2 separate regions of the Homo sapiens genome follow, and region 2 is linked to region 1. A link is an interaction called in ENCODE POLR2A ChIA-PET data of the cell type or tissue named here. Cell type or tissue: IMR-90. All regions are shown on one strand.

Region 1 (8,000 bases):
GCCAGGCAGAGACGCTCCTCACTTCCTAGACGGGGTGGCGGCCGGGCAGAGGCTGCACTGTTGGCACTTTGGGAGACCAAGGCAGGCGGCTGGGAGGTGGAGGTTGTAGCAAGCCGAGATCACGCCACTGCAGTCCAGCCTGGGCAACATTGAGCACTGAGTGAGCGAGACTCTGTCTGCAATCCCGGCACCTCGGGAGGCCGAGGCTGGCAGATCACTCGCGGTCAGGAGCTGGAGACCAGCCCGGCCAACACGGCGAAACCCCGTCTCCACCAGAAAATACGAAAACCAGTCAGGCGTGGCGGCGCACACCTGCAATCGCAGGCACTCGGCAGGCTGAGGCAGGAGAATCAGGCAGGGAGGTTGCAGTGAGCCGAGATGGCGGCAAGCAGTCCAGCCTCGGATCAGCATCAGAGGGAGGCTGTGTGGAGGGGGAGGGGGAGGAGGAGGGGGAGGGGGAGGAGGAGGGGGAGGAGGAGGGGGAGGGGGAGGAGGAGGGGGAGGGGGAGGGGGAGGGGGAGGGAGAGGGAGAGTTTTTTTTTTTTTTATTTGAGACAGAATCTAACTTTGTCACCCAGGCTGGAGTGCAGTGGTGTGATTTCCGCTCACTGCAACCTCCGCCTCCCAGGTTAAAGTGGTTCTCCTGCCTCAGCCTCCCGAGTAGCTGGGATTACAGGCATGTGCCACCATGCTCAGCTAATTTTTGTATTTTTAGTAGAGATGGGGTTTCACCATGTTGGTCAGGCTGGTCTCGAACTCCTGACCTCAGGTCATCCACCCTCCTTGGCCTCCCAAAGTGCTGAGATACAGGCATGAGCCACCGCACCCAGCCAATGTGATACTTTTTAAGAAACATACAGGAAATTAATTTCCTTTGGCTGTGTTCTCTTGTCTTTCCCAGAAAAATTTAATTGTTCTGTTAGAGCCAAAGAGTAGGCTCTTTTACTTCAAGATCTAGCAATCAAATCTAGCACTATAGTAGTCTGTTTACCCCCAGGGTTGTGTATGTGTGAAGGAATAAAATGTAGTTAGTATTGTGTTTTTTTCTTTTTTTTTTTAAGTGATTAAGTAAATACATTGATTAACTCAGTTTGACACACTTTCTCATGGTGATTACAGTTTTCATTTTTTTTTATCCATAGGAGATATCAAGACCTCTAGTAGAAGCCTAAAACCGTGATATTTCTGAACTCTTCTATATGCGTTTTTTTTTTTTCCTGTACATACATAACCCAGGAGAAAGTTTAATTTATAAATTGGGCTAGTAAGAGAATAACAACAATAATTAATTAGAAAAAAGAACAATTATAAAAATATACTGTCATGGAAATTATGTGAATGTGGTCTCTCTCTCAAAATATCTTAATATTTTTGGACCACAGTTGACCATAGCTAACTGAAATTGCTGAAACTGCAGATAAGGGTGGACTGCTGTACTCATTTTATTTTTATTTCTAGGGTAAAAATCATGGTAAGAAACTCCGAAATTACTATGCAGCAAATAGCTGTCCTCCTCCTGCTAGAATGAGCAATGTGGTCGAGCCTGCAGCTACTCCAGTTGTTCCAGTCCCTCCGCAGGTGAGACATGTGTGTCAGGGTGAAGCAGCATTAGGGTGGAAGCTGTAATATGCACAAATGGTTATAGATGACATTTGTCGTCCATGTGTCCATTAGGGTACAGTTGGGAAAATAATCCTGAAAGATGCTGCTTGGTACTTTTAACTCCTTGAACTACAGTGCTGGATTTAATGCAGGCTATTGTTACGTGAGTCTTTATACATTTCTTAAAATTCTGGGCTAAATAGGCCAGGTGCGGTCACTCATGCCTGTAATCCCAGCACTTTGGGAGGCCGAGACGGGCGAATCACGAGGTCAAGAGATCGAGACCATCATGGCTAACACGGTGAAACCCTGTCCCAATTAAAAATACAGAAAATTAGCCAGGCGTGGTGGCGGGCACCTGTAGTCCCAGCTGCTCGGGAGGCTGAGGCAGGAGAAAGGTGCGAACCCGGGAGGCGGAGCTTGCAGTGAGCTGAGATTGCACCACTGCACTCCAGCCTGGGCAACAGTGCGAGACTCCATCTCAAAAAAAAAAAAAAAAAAGAAATTCTGGGCTAAATGATCCTGAATGTCTAGGCTAACCCCAAAATGAAAAGAGAGATTTTCAAACATGTGTTCCTTTATTGCAGTTCATCCCATTTATTTCAGATTTTGCCTTCCAGTTGCAAAATTAGGTGTTTGAGATTGCTTATTACTTACCTCTATTCAGAGAGCCTGTGTAAACATGTTTTGAACCTTGCTATCATGAAACAGACTTGAAAACCAAGTTCTTCTGCTCTTTGGAAGATAGAACAGGTGCTTTAGGCAAGATATTCCTGTACCTTAGTAGCCTCTGAAACATGGAGTCTACTCTTAATCTGTCTTTGAAGTGTTATATGTCCATAAAAACAATACAGTGGTCATAAATAATAATAGTTATAATAGAGTACATATCGTGCCAGGCACTGTGCTGAGCATGTTTCATACGTTGTTTCAGTCAGGGCTGGGACTATGGTGAGGTGATGGATGCACTAAACTTGGGCATAAAATTTAAGAAGGAGCCAAAAAACTCAGTAATAAAGATAGATATTTAATACAATATTTTAGAAATGTAAAATTGATTTAAAATAGTGGTGAACAAAACATTAAAAACTTAAAATAAGTATTACTGATTTTCCTTTTGCCCCAGGCTGCAATATGACTTGGTGTGGCAGTGTTGTTACTGATTCTGAATGTAAAATTTTGGTATTTTATTCATCCTTAATTTTTTGCATTAAATTTAATTTTTTAAGCTGGGTGTGGTGGTGTGTGCCTGTAGTCTCAGGTACTTGGGAGGGTGAGGCACAAGAATCACTTGAACCCGGGAGGTGGAGGTTGCAGTGAGCCAAGATTGTGCCACTGCATTCCAGTCTGGGTGACAGAGCGAGACTATCTCAAAAAAATAAAAAGAAAATGTAATTAAAAAAATTCCATGAAAGTATTATTAATCTTGATTGCTGAGTTTTTTTTGATGCTCCATTAAATTCTGAGCCCAAGGCAAGTGTCTCACTTGCTTCATTTTAGTCCCAGGCCCTGACGTCATTTAATGCTTGCAGCGACTTAGAGGTATTGGCCATATTACTCAAATTGGTGTCCATAGGTCAGCAGTTTCAGCCTCACTGAAGTTTATTAGAAGCTTAGATGAGCTAAGTAACTTTCCATGGTGTTACAGGTTTTGTAAAGTGGTGGAGCAAGAATTTCTTTCTTTTTTTTTTTTTTTGAGATGGAGTTTTGCTCTTGTTGCCCAGGCTGGAGTGCAATGGTGTGCTGGGCTCACTGCAACCTCCGCCTCCTGGGTTTCAAGCAATTCTCTTGCCTCAGCCTCCTGAGTAGCTGGGATTACAGGTGCCTGCCACCATGCCCAGCTAATTTTTGTTATTTTAGTAGAGACAGGGTTTTGTCATGTTGGCCAGGCTGGTCTTGAACTCCTGACCTCAGGTGATCCACCTGCCTCGGCCTCCCAAAGTGCTGGGACTACAGGCATGAGCCACCGTGTCCAGCCCAAGAATTTCTTTTGATCTTAGACCTTTGCTTTTAACCAGTTTGTATCATTTTACTTTTCTGAGTGTTAGTTTTTAGTATTTAAAAGTGTGGGTAGCAATTCTGGCTGTTCTTCCTTCTCATGGATTTGTGGGGAAAATGAGATATATAAAAAACCAAATCAGAGAACAAGAAGATACCCAGAGAGATCTTCAAGCTGCATAGTTTTCCTGTCACTGGTTTCTGAAGGCTGCTCTAGAATTGAATAGCTACCCCCAGTGGGGGCTGTTTTCAGTGGGCTCCACCCTCCCGGGCAGGCAGCCTAAGCCTTTCTTCAGAGCATACCCCAGAAAAAACTTCCCTTCCAAGTGAAATGATGCTGTTTTCTGCAACTGTTGCTGATATATGTGGTTTCCAGAATCTTTATCATGTACTATATTATTCTCTTCTGGCCAAAACCTAGTGTGTCATTTTTTTTGTTAACCTAATACTTACTGAATGCCTACTATCTTCTGGGCAATCTGTTAGGCTCTCTTTAACATGTTATTCCACAACCTGACTACAGTTGTCTGGATTTGCTACTTATTTTTAATTTTTTTCCGGATTATATCTGTAGCTAGTTTGTAGACTCTTTGTGGACAGGGGCTCTTTTTAAAAAAATATATGACTATGTATCCCTCCTGGACTAGACAGCAACCCTGATAAAGAGTTAACAGTCACTAAATGCTTATCGATGGATTCTGCAGACTTTACTGTTTCCCGTAATGTGATTTTAGGCCTTACCTATTTTACCCATGACTTACTGTCCTAAATCTAAGGTTTTTAAACTCTTAAAAAATGTCTTCAGTGGCGACAGCAACTAGCCATTCACTAATTTGGTACCTAAGTGATTATAATGCAAAACCATGATTAAGTATCTCCCAGCCTTTTTGTTTTCCTGGATTGAATTATTTTCTTGATGAAGCTTAATGCTTGTGGTCATGCCATATCCTTTGGTTGTTTTTCAGCTCTTAGAAAGACCTTTGAGGAGAAGGAGGAAACTCTGTATTTTTTTTAACTTTGTTTCTTCTTGTGTCTTTGATGTCAGATGGGCTCCTTTAAGCCAGGAGGCCGAGTGATCCTGGCCACGGAGAATGATTACTGTAAGCTCTGTGATGCCTCCTTCAGTTCCCCAGCTGTGGCTCAGGCTCACTATCAAGGGAAGAATCATGCCAAGAGGCTGCGGCTGGCGGAAGCTCAGAGTAACTCATTCTCGTAGGTATTGCCATTTTCTCTGAGGCCAAAGTGTTATGTGAGATTGACTGTCTTTAAAGAAAAAGAGTAGAAAGGGATTCTTGTTTAGAAGACTCACTCTTTTTTAAACTTCTTTTCTCCAGGGAATCCTCAGAGCTGGGTCAACGGCGGGCCAGGAAAGAAGGGAATGAGTTTAAGATGATGCCTAACAGGAGAAATATGTATACAGTACAGAATAATTCAGGTATCTTGTCTGTTTCCACATACCTTGGGTACATTCTGTACCTAGTCTCCTTTGTTTTTATTTCTTTTAATGATAATAGATAGCCCTGAGAATTTGGAGTTAGTCAGTGTTTTATTGAATTAGTCTAGTGGCGGCCTTTCAGGCTGGTGTGTATTTCAGGTCTCATTTATTTACTTTATTGTTGTAAATAATATATTATTTATTTTGGTTTTACACTATAGTCTGTGTTTTAGGATCTCTTATCTTTGTCCCCTTATGTTTGTTTATATTTCCAGCTGAGAAATGTAAAAGACATGATAAAAATGGGCTACTTGGTTTAAAGTTGTACCATGTTAAAGAAAAGATTCTAAAGCAGTGTTTTTTAACCAGGCTAGTGAAACAGAATTACCCAAGGAGCTTTTACAAAATGCCTGAACCATGACTTAGAGATTTTCAATGAATAAATTTGGAGTAGGACCCAGACATATGTGTGTTTTGAAAATGCTTGCTTGATGCTTCTGATATACACATTTAGTTCACAAACACTGATTTATAGGAATAAATTCTGCATTTTCTGATTGTCTTCAGTAGGGAGAGTGGGCTGAGTAGTCCCTCACCCTCCCCTCTACTTCAGCCTCTGATTCATGCACATGCCAGCAGAGGTCATTTACTTGAACAGTGAAACAAATAGAAAACAGAGCTAACTGAAAAGCCAGAGAAGCCTACTAAAAAAAGGACATATAGAAAGCACAATTCAGGCCAGGCTCCTGTGGCTCGTGCGTGTAATCCCAGCACTTTGGGAGGCTGAGGTAGGTGGATCACCTGAGGTCAGGAGTTCGAGACCAGCCTGGCCAACACGGTGAAACCCCGTGTCTACTGAAAATACAAAATTAGCTGGGCATGGTGGCATACGCCTGTAATCCCAGCTACTTGGGAGGCTGAGGCAGGAGAATCGCTTGAACCTGGGAGGTGGAGGCTACAGTGAGCTGAGATTACACCACTGCATTCCAGTCTGGGTGACAGAGCAAGACTCTGTCTCAAAAAAAAAAAAAAAAAAAAAAAAAGCACAATTCATTATGATTAAGAAAAGTCTAAACATATATTAATAATTGTAATAAATGTAAAATTACCAAAGTCCAAAAAATGTTAAATTGGATGAAAGAAATCCATCTGAAATGAAAGAAGCTGGGATAGCTGTATTAATATCAGAAAAATAAATTTTAGGATAGATTATGTTCTCTGACCAGAGTACAATGAAATGAGATGTCAACAACAAAAATAGAAAAGCAAACAAAATTTCCATTTGTTTTCCAATTTAAAAACACTTCTAAATAACTCATGGTTCAAAGAAACAATTATACTGGAAATTAAAAATTCCTACAGTGAAACAGTAATGAAAATATATTAACACTTGTAGGATGCAGTGAAAGCAGTATTTTGAGAAAAGTATTACCTATATATTATTATAGTGGAAGTGAAAAGCATAAAGTTAACGAACTAAGCGTCCAGCTTATGAGGTCAGTAATGTAAAAAGAAGAAAATGAAATGATCAGTAATGTCACCAACACTTTTGCAGATTTCATTCTAGTCTCTTCATATGTATGACTTCTTTAAAATAGAAATGGGATCCTAGTTTGGGATATTCATAGTTTACTTAATAGCGTAAGAGTTTTCTATAGCATTATTATATTTAGCAATGGCATAGTTTTCCATTGCATTCATTACCATACTTTCTTTAATCCTATTTTTGAATCTCTTCTTCCCCCTAAATTTTTGCTTTTATAATCACTGCTGAGATAAACATATTGCTATTAAATCTCAGTGTGAAAATTCTTAGTATTTTCTTAGGATAATTCTTACAAGTAGAATTTTTGGATTAAAGGGTTAGCATAAGCATAAGACTTCTGATATAATGCTTGGAAATTAAAGTATTTTTAAAAGCGTATTCACTTTTTTAGAGACACAGCCATTTGGAATTTGGGTTTGGCTCTACAGCAATTTTTCTGACAATGGTTGGAGGAATCATTTTATCTTTTTAGATCGAACCTGTGTAAAATTGTAATTTTAAAAATCCATTAACTTCACATTCACTTAAAGCTAAGAATCTGTGAATTTTATAATTTGAACTTAGAATTACAAATTACAGTGATAATTGGTCAGGTTGTCATTCACTTAATGAATATTTTGAATATATTATTTTTATCTCTTGCTTTAGCAGGTCCTTACTTCAATCCCCGCTCTCGGCAGAGAATTCCACGTGATCTGGCCATGTGTGTTACTCCAAGTGGCCAGTTTTACTGCTCAATGTGTAATGTTGGAGCTGGCGAAGAGATGGAATTCCGGCAGCATTTAGAGAGCAAGCAACATAAGAGCAAGGTGTCTGAACAGCGGTACAGGAATGAGATGGAGAATCTGGGATATGTATAGTGATTATCATATTAAGATAGAGCAGCTTTTCCTGCCTGTTGTTTGCCTTTTGTCAACTTGCCCTGCTTTGTGGTCTTTTTGATATGAGTACATTCCTCTGCTTAATGTTAATACATGTAACCCACAGTGGTACCATGAGATGTCAAAACCTGGGGGCCCGGGGGCGGGGCGGGGGGAGGTGGGTGTGAAGAACGTGCTTCTTAGGTCATAACGCTTTTGCAGGGTCAATGGTGTTGAGCCGCTCATAGCATGTGACCTACCTACCCCATCAGAAATAACTTTTTATCTTGCTCAAGTTCTGGTCAACTAGTAGCCTGACGGCTTAGAACTTTGACTATTTAAAAGTTTCATTTTCTTTTGCAATTTTAGTTTTATGTACTGTTAAAGAATTGTACTGAATTCTTTTTAGATCACAGTAAAAATAGGTTGGCAGAGATTTCAGTTTCCCAGGGCTTAACCAGAACCGCCACCTCAATGCATTGTCAGTAGAATACATTATTAGAAACTGTTAAGGTCTTTCCCGGGACATTTTTTTCTGCCATTTTCTTTTGCAATTGTA
Region 2 (8,000 bases), 1.9 Mb after region 1:
TAAGTCAACAGTGTCTTTCTATGCTGTAAGCCTTATCTAAAATTAATACTTCGTTTACTTTAGATAAAATGCTCTGAAATACATTTTTGGAAGCAAAGCTTTTTGTTTGGAGACAAAACACAAACCTTACAGCCATTTATTTTATTACAAGAAGTAAATATATTTAGTTTATGTAGTACACAAAGGAGGTGATAGTTTTTACACTAATAATGTGATTGATCATGTACTTCTTGAGTTTCTTGTTAATGATGGAAGATCCACCTTTATTGGTCACCTTCTGGAAGTGGTGTTAAAGTTACTGGTATATAACCAGGTTCTCTCAAGCATTTTCAAAGTAACAATCCACTGGTGAGTTTTTCCTTCCCAGTGTGATTTATTTGTTCAGTAATTCAGTGTCTACTGCATTTTATTTTCAAATATGTTTATATCTATTTCTCTATATCTAGACACTAACATTTTATCAGCATATATATCTTAAGAATCATGTATGTTCAAGGCATTATTCTTAGTTCTGTTAGGGAACAGCAAGATGATTAAATCAGTCCTGGGTCTCTAGAAATTTGATCAGAGAGGTATGATAGAAGAATAAGGCACTATGCGGTTGTGGAAAGGGAGATATGTTAAGCTGGGGCTCATTTCTCTCTCTGGATGGTGGGGTGGATAATTAATGGAGGAAGCTGATTGGGCCTGATCTTTGGAGGAGGGATAGGAAGATTTGTGAGCAGAACCGTAGTCAGAAGGACATTTCTGGTAAGGAATGAGGAATGTCAGGGCAGCCAAAGAGTGCAGATAACACTGCACACAGTGATCTGCTGTGGTGAGAGTAGAGAATGTTGAGTAAAAGTAGAAATGCAGATAGACGGGACACACATGTTTTGGACTTGAATTCCTTTAATACAAATAGTTTCAATAGTTTCAATATACATTGTCAGACTATCTTAAATGCACCTTAAGTTTTGTAATTCCTTTGTAAAGTATATCACTATATCTTTTAAAATTCAGATGTTTATTTTAATTACGTGGTGTGCTTTATAAATGCATTGCATGATGGCTAGGACATAGGTAAATGAGTTGACTAGGAAAACATCTAAGAAATAAAAAAATATGGTCCTGCGTATGTTTCTAGAAATTTTCCAGATTAATTTGCAGGTGCAGTTGGTATACCATTTTTCACATATTTATTCACCCTTCAAATCCTAGAATCAAATACTTTTTAACCATGTCATCAACTATTAAATCACTATTGTGGTCTTTCTCCTTAACGACTTGTAGTATTAATAGGAAAAGTTAAATGAATGAATGAAGACAAAGGTAGAGAAAAGGTAATTAGTGAAAACTGAGATTAGATACATCTATGAGGGTGATGAGAGACTCACTGATGACCGAAAAGTTAGAAAAAGAAACTGGAAGAATGATCTGATTTAGCATTCTATAAAGGTAGATGTATGTAAGTTTGTGTGTTATATGTGTACCATATCTTATTAGTTTCTATGTTCATTTATTTATGTTCATTTCAAAGTAAAAAAAAAAATTCTAATGGTTAATACAGGGGTTCAAATTTGTACCCTCATTTGGTTCTAGTATAAGAGAGTCATGTAGAACATATTGTACATAATGCTATTTGGAGGAAAAAGTGGAGGTTCCGCAAAGCACCGGTGATACATTCATTCATTCGTTCTGTTTCCTGGAATTGCTATTATTTCAGCTTAGTATTGTAAGTTTATTTGTCTTAGTCCATTTTCTGTTGTTATAACAGAATACCATAGACTGGGTAATTTATGAATAAAATAAATTGATTTCTTATAGTTCCAGAGGCTAGAAAGTCCAGGCTTGAGGGGCCGCCTGTGGGAAGGGCCTTCTTACTGCTTTATAACATGTTGGAGGGCATCACATGGCAAGAAGGCAAGAGCGAGTCAGCTCAGGTCCCTTTTGCTCTTCTTATAAAGTGGCCAGTCCCATCATGGGGGCTACACCCTGATGACTTTATCTTAATACTAATTCCTCTCAAAGGCCCCACCTCCAAATGTCATCAACATATGAATTTGGGGATTAAGTCTCCAACACATGAAATTTGAGGGACACAATTAAAACACAGCATGTATTCACTTGTGTTTAATTACATAGATTTGTAGATTTTATTACCCAGTTTTAACCAAGCCTCACCAAAACAGGCTCATGACTTAATCTTGCAAAAAAAAAAAATTGCATCTAAAACCAAAATAGTTAAGAAACAAGCCAATGGCGGAGCCAGTACTTAAACTACAAGAGTGAACTCTTCACTTGCTATGATCTAATCATTTAACAAATGTCTGAAAAAAAAATAGCGATTGTCATGGCTGGGCATGGTGGCTCACGCCTGTAATCCCAGCAGTTTGGGAGGCTGAGGCGGGCAGATCACCCGAGGTTGGGAGTTCGGGACCAGCCTGACCAACATGGAGAGACCCCCGTCTCTACTAAAAAATACAGAATTAGCCAGGTGTAGTGGCGCGTGCCGGTAGTCCCAGTTACTCGGGAGGCTGAGGCAGGAGAATCACTTGAGCCTGGGAGGTGGAGGTTGTGGTGAGCTGAGGTCGCGCCATTGCACTCCAGCCTGGGCAACAGCGAGACTCCGTCTCAAAGAAAAAAAAAACCAAAGAAAAAGAAAATAGCAGAGCCAATACTTAAACTACAAGAACGAACTCTTCACTTGCTATTATCTAATCATTTTATAGATGTCTGAAAAAAATTAGGGATTATCAAGAAAGATGTTTGAAATGTAGATTATTTGGCCCAGCACAGTGGCTCACCCCTGTAATCCCAGCACTTTGGGAGTTGGAGACGTGTGGATCACTTGAGGTCAGGAGTTCGAGACCAGTCTGGCCAACATAGTGAAACCCCGTCTCTACTAAAAATACCAAAATTGGCCAGGCGTGGTGGCTTGTACCTGTAGTGCCAGCTACTCAGGAGGCTGAGACCAGGAGAACCACTTGAACTCAGGAGGTGGAGGTTGCAGTGAGCTGAGATTGTGCCATGGCACTTCAGCCTGGGTGACAGAGTGAGACTCCGTCTCAAAAAAAAAAAAAGTACATTATTCACTGTTGGTGTTGATGAGCTTTGCTCTACAATTAAGTTGTACCTTTAGATACTAGTTAATGATGTAAAACTATCATTAAGACATTAAGAATGTAGAATGTTATGAACAAAAATATTATAGCACTGTAAATAAATAATTTATCTATCTTTTACTTATGTTGGGAGTTTTTCTTGTTTGTTTGAGACAGAGTCTCTATCACACAGACTGAAATGCAGTGGCATGGCCATCTCAGCTCACTGCAACCTCTGCCTCCCAGGCTCAAGTGACCCTCGTGCCCCAGGCTCCCGAGTAGCTAGGACCACAGCCATGCGCCACCATGCCTGGCTGATTTTTTGTATATTTGGTAGTGATGGGATTTCACCATGCTGCCCAGGCTGGTCTCGAACTCCTGAGCTCAAGCGGCCCGCCTCGGCTTCCCGAAGTGCTGGGATTACAGGCATGAGTCTCTGTGCCTGACTTCTTGTATGTGTTTTAAAATACACATTATTTAGTAGTACATGTTAATTATTTATAAATAAATTGAATGCATGTATGCCAAAAAGTTTTGTGACAAAAATGCTCCATTGATTTTTAGATAACAAGTAGCCCTATATAACTTTAGCTCAAAAAGTGACAAAAACTTTATACTGAAATAATTGACATTCATAACAAATGACCTTGAGGTAAACAGAGCCTAGTGGTATCTAGTCATGATGTGTAAAGAACATTTCCTCAGTCTGTGCTAGAAAGGACCTACCGAGTAGCTCATAAGTGCCTCTAGGCAACAAACCTTGGGGGCTCACGCCCACGCCCTGTTTTGAAGCACCAGGGATTGGTGGGATAGTGTATGTGGCATAATCATCATTTACTTAGTTATCTTCTTACTTCACCTAATTGGTGTAGGAGCTAAACCTCCCATATATAGTAGTAAACTCCTTTCTGTGGTGTCAGCTTGATTTTACTCTTTAGAAAACTGTACTCCGTGGTGGAAACTGTACTGGTCAGTGTTCCAACTAAGAGTCTCCTCTGACATGGTATGTGAAGTATAACTTTTTTGTTGTTGTTGTTGTTGAGACAAAGTCTCGCTGTTGTACCCCAGGCTGGAGTGCAGTGGTGCGGTCTCGGCTCACTGCAACCTCTGCCTCCTGGGTTCAAGGGATTCTCTTGCCTCAGCCTCCCAAGTAGCTGGGATTACAGGTGCCCGCCACCACGCCCAGCTGATTTTTGTATTTTTAGTAGAGACAGGGTGTCTCCATGTTGGCCAGGCTGATCTCGAATTCCTGACCTCAGGTGATCCGCCTGCTTCGGCCTCCCAAAGTGCTGGGATTACAGGCGTGAGCCACCGCGCCTGGCTGCAAAGTTTAACTTTTATATTTACACAAACGGTTTGTGGAATATAAGGTGCCCTGACTTAGCAATTGAGAAAACTGGATAAGCCCTATAAAGTTTAAAGAGAACAGAGTTAATAAGTTTTGATTGAAATTGTTTCTAAACCAATGATATATTTCTCTTTATTATTAAACAATATAGAATGCAAGTTTATGCCATTCTTGGTGGCCCATGATTATAGATTATGAACATACTAATTGGACCGTAATGCAATAATATTTACATGAGTTGAGTTGCCTGGTGGTGAGACCACTTGTGTGCAGATGAATCTCTTTGAGTCTCATTTTGTTCACTGTGCCAACCTCTTATGAACGTTCTAAAGACTTGCCAAGTATTAAGCACTCAAAAGTTGCTGCTGTTGTTTATGATAACAATTACTTGGGGGAGAAAGAAATTCACTGGTGGGGACCTTAAAGAATATTTCAAACATGTAACATTTGGTATGGAAAATCTTTTAAACTGAATTTGTTTTAGGGCACATTGAATACTTTACTTTCCTTTTCCTCAGCATCAACAACAGCAACTTGTGATTGGCGGTGACCGGATATTCAGTTGCACATCCCCACATCAATGCACTGCCAATGGTAAGACTCTCCAACTCCCAATGTCAGTGTTTCTTATTCTCTTGTTTTTAGAATCTTTTGAGAATTTTGAAAGTTTCTCACAATTTGACAAAATACATGTGTTCCCAAGCTAAGTAAGTGTTTTTTTTTTAAATTTTTTATTCTTTTTAAATATATGTAGTTTAAAGTATTTAAAAATAACTTTTGAATATTTTGTAAAGGAAAAATTGCTACTTTTGAAAATTTCTATTTTCTTTTCTTTTTATGTTTTTTTGAGACGGAGTTTCGTTCTTGTTGGCCAGGCTGGAGTGCAATGGCGTGATCTCCGCTCACTGCAACCTCCTCCGCCTCCCAGGTTAAAGCGATTGTCCTGCCTCAGCCACCCAGGTAGCTGGGATTACAGGCATGCGCCACCACGCCCAGCTAATTTTTTGTATTTTTAGTAAGAGACAGGATTTCACCATGTTGGCCAGGCTGGTCTCGAACCCCTGACCGCAGGTGATCCGCCCACCTGAGCTTCCCAAAGTGCTGGGATTACAGGTGTGAGCCACCGCATCCAGCTGAGGATTTCTGTGTTCTGTAGTTTTAAAAACGTCTTAGCTACGGTCATCAGGATGAAAAATATTGTTATATCGTGATGGTCTTGTGTTTTGTCAAATGAACTAAATTTTGTGAATAGTATTTTCTTGTTAAAAATGCAACAGTGGCATTTTGCTCTTCTATTTTTGTCCATAATTTCACTGAAATAGATTGTTTTTGTGTATTGCATTTATCCTAATATTTTTTAGTTATGTGCATTTAAATGGCTAGGATTCTACCTGTTATAATTAATCATTTTAAGGAGAGTCATTCTTATCTACTTAAAAAGATTTTTAAGAAGCCTTTCACTGTAGAATATAAATGGCAATCATGTGATATAGCAGAAAGACTAGTGGACTCTGTGGGAGCTGGCATTTGCTTTATTTCCTGAATATACTATGAATCTTTGACTTTTGGCAGTACTCTTATAAAACTTAGGTGATGGAATTGGACTTTCTAAGGTTTATTCTAGCTGTATGTCAAGTGCTTATCATTGTTAACTGGAAGTCAGAGTGATTCTCTCTTAAAAAAAATTTCTTACCGAAATAATATTGTTGTGTATTTTGGGGATAAATAAATAGAAGATAAATGAATTTTTACTTTTTTAAAGAATCAAATAATAACATCTTACATTTATAAATATTTTCTGTAGTTCATTACCAACAATTTTAGTTTTACTAAATTAGGGAGGCATAAAAACTGATTGAGGTTTATAGAATTTGGTGGGAAATGATGTATCAGTCTGAAAGAAAAACTATTAAAAGTTAAGAACCAGAATAAGTGGTTAAGATATTTGTGAAAATATTCCCAGAAATAATTCCTATTAGAGATGGATTTTTTTCAGTATGTTGATAGGAGGATTTTCTCTGTTTAAACTCTTCTGAATTCCTATTGGGGAAAAAAGGTTGACCTCCTCCTTTTCCTGTTCTCCTCCTCTGCATCCTGCTCACCCTCTTCCCTTTCCTCTCCTCCTCTCTCCTTTCTCTTTTCTCTCTCGGGTTGATAGGAGATGTTGAAGAAAATAAGATGTCCCCACCCCCCAAGCCAAGCTTTACCTAGCACAAAGGATGGCATGGTTTTTGTTAATTTATAAAGCACTTGCTGGGGTCTTTAGATTGCTCTGGCAACTCATTAACCACTAGATCTGCTGTTTCCCAGGGAGTACTAGAGTTTCTCATGAAAGAAACAGATTCATGGTAAATCAACTTTGGTATTTGGAGTATCTGCTCTTGGCTTTTTGTTCACATGAAGTTTTTGTTCAAATGAAGTTCACATTTGAAACCTGTTACTCTTCTTTGTTGTCGGATCCTTAGTATTTGTGGCACGTCTCCCTTGGCAGTCAAACCAGTTGGGTATCTGAGATACAGGTGTCATGAAGCTACCTATCTCTTACAAATGCCTATCCTTAAGTGAAAAATTTTTATGTGTTACTCATATAGACTGTTTTTATAACCGCTCATAGACTATATTTTAAATTAGATCATCCCAAACATGTTTGTCAGTTTTGTTGAAAATCTCTGAAATCATTTTAATGTCATGATCACAGAAATTTAAGTGTGTGTGTGTGTGTGTATGTATGTATGTTAGTGTGTGTTAGAGATGAAGGAGACCAAGATTACAGCAAACTTGCTTACAGTCTAGCTAAGGACACTGAAGCCATTTCTATATATTTGCACAGATGTGCTAGTAAATTTGTAGGTATTGGTTCAAAATGGTATGGTTTTCCCATGACCCTCAGAAATGCAATAATAATCTGGGTTGAACCTGTGCTGTGTAGTATGTCATATTTATTTTCTCTGAAAATGCCAGAGTGCTTAGTGGGATTATATACAGTTACCTCTACTACCTCCCTACCTACCCTCAACAGTGTTTTTTTCTCTTAAAATTTAAAAGGTTGGTATATAGTAGTTGTACTTATTTTAGGGTACATGTGATATTTTGATACTTGTATAAATATAAAATGATCAAGTTAGGATAAGTGGGATATCCATCTCCTCAAACATTTTTCTTCCCCTTACTGAACATTGTTCTTGTTAAAATAATATGAGGGATTCATAACATCCTTTTTTGCCTTCACTCTTCTTTTACCTAGACACAAGTAATTTTAAATCTAATTGCACTTTACGGCAGGGTGCAGTGCCTCATGCCTATAATCCCAGCACTTTGGGGAGGCCGAGGCAGGCGGATCACTTGTGAGATCAGGAATTCGAGACCAGCCTGGCCAACATGGTGAAACCCCATCTCTACTAAAAATACAAAAATTAGCCAGGCGTGGTGGCGCACACCTGTAATCTCAGCTACTTGGGAGGCTGAGGCAAGAGAATCCCTTGAACCTGGGAGGCAGAGGTTGCAGTAAGCCACTGCACTCCAGTCTGGGTGACAAGTGAGACACCATCTCAAAAAAAAAAAAAATCTAA

What was found. Peaks named below come from ENCODE experiments on the same cell type or tissue, not always from the same donor. Only the 100,000 strongest peaks of a DNase experiment are listed, where the experiment ranks them.
Region 2: POLR2A ChIA-PET joins it to region 1 with 10 read pairs; 2 of 35 experiments call an interaction of 5 or more read pairs at or near these places.

The regions. Positions count from the first base shown.
Region 1 is chr3:179,024,458-179,032,457 of GRCh38, reverse strand. It overlaps ZMAT3 (zinc finger matrin-type 3), which reads left to right. Exons shown (of 6, transcript NM_022470.4): 3 at 1,459-1,578; 4 at 4,646-4,812; 5 at 4,935-5,035; 6 at 7,230-8,000. The coding sequence ends at 7,441. Among named protein-coding and RNA genes, the nearest start is that of ZMAT3, 43 kb to the left of the region's middle. In IMR-90, a CTCF peak has its summit at 4,684; DNase peaks (open chromatin) are centred at 4,767 and 5,657; H3K27ac peaks cover 952 bases.
Region 2 is chr3:177,095,491-177,103,490 of GRCh38, reverse strand. TBL1XR1 (TBL1X/Y related 1) reads left to right here. Exons shown (of 16, transcript NM_024665.7): 2 at 4,950-5,025. Among named protein-coding and RNA genes, the nearest start is that of TBL1XR1-AS1, 62 kb to the right of the region's middle. In IMR-90, no CTCF peak of the experiment used is centred here; no DNase peak of the experiment used is centred here.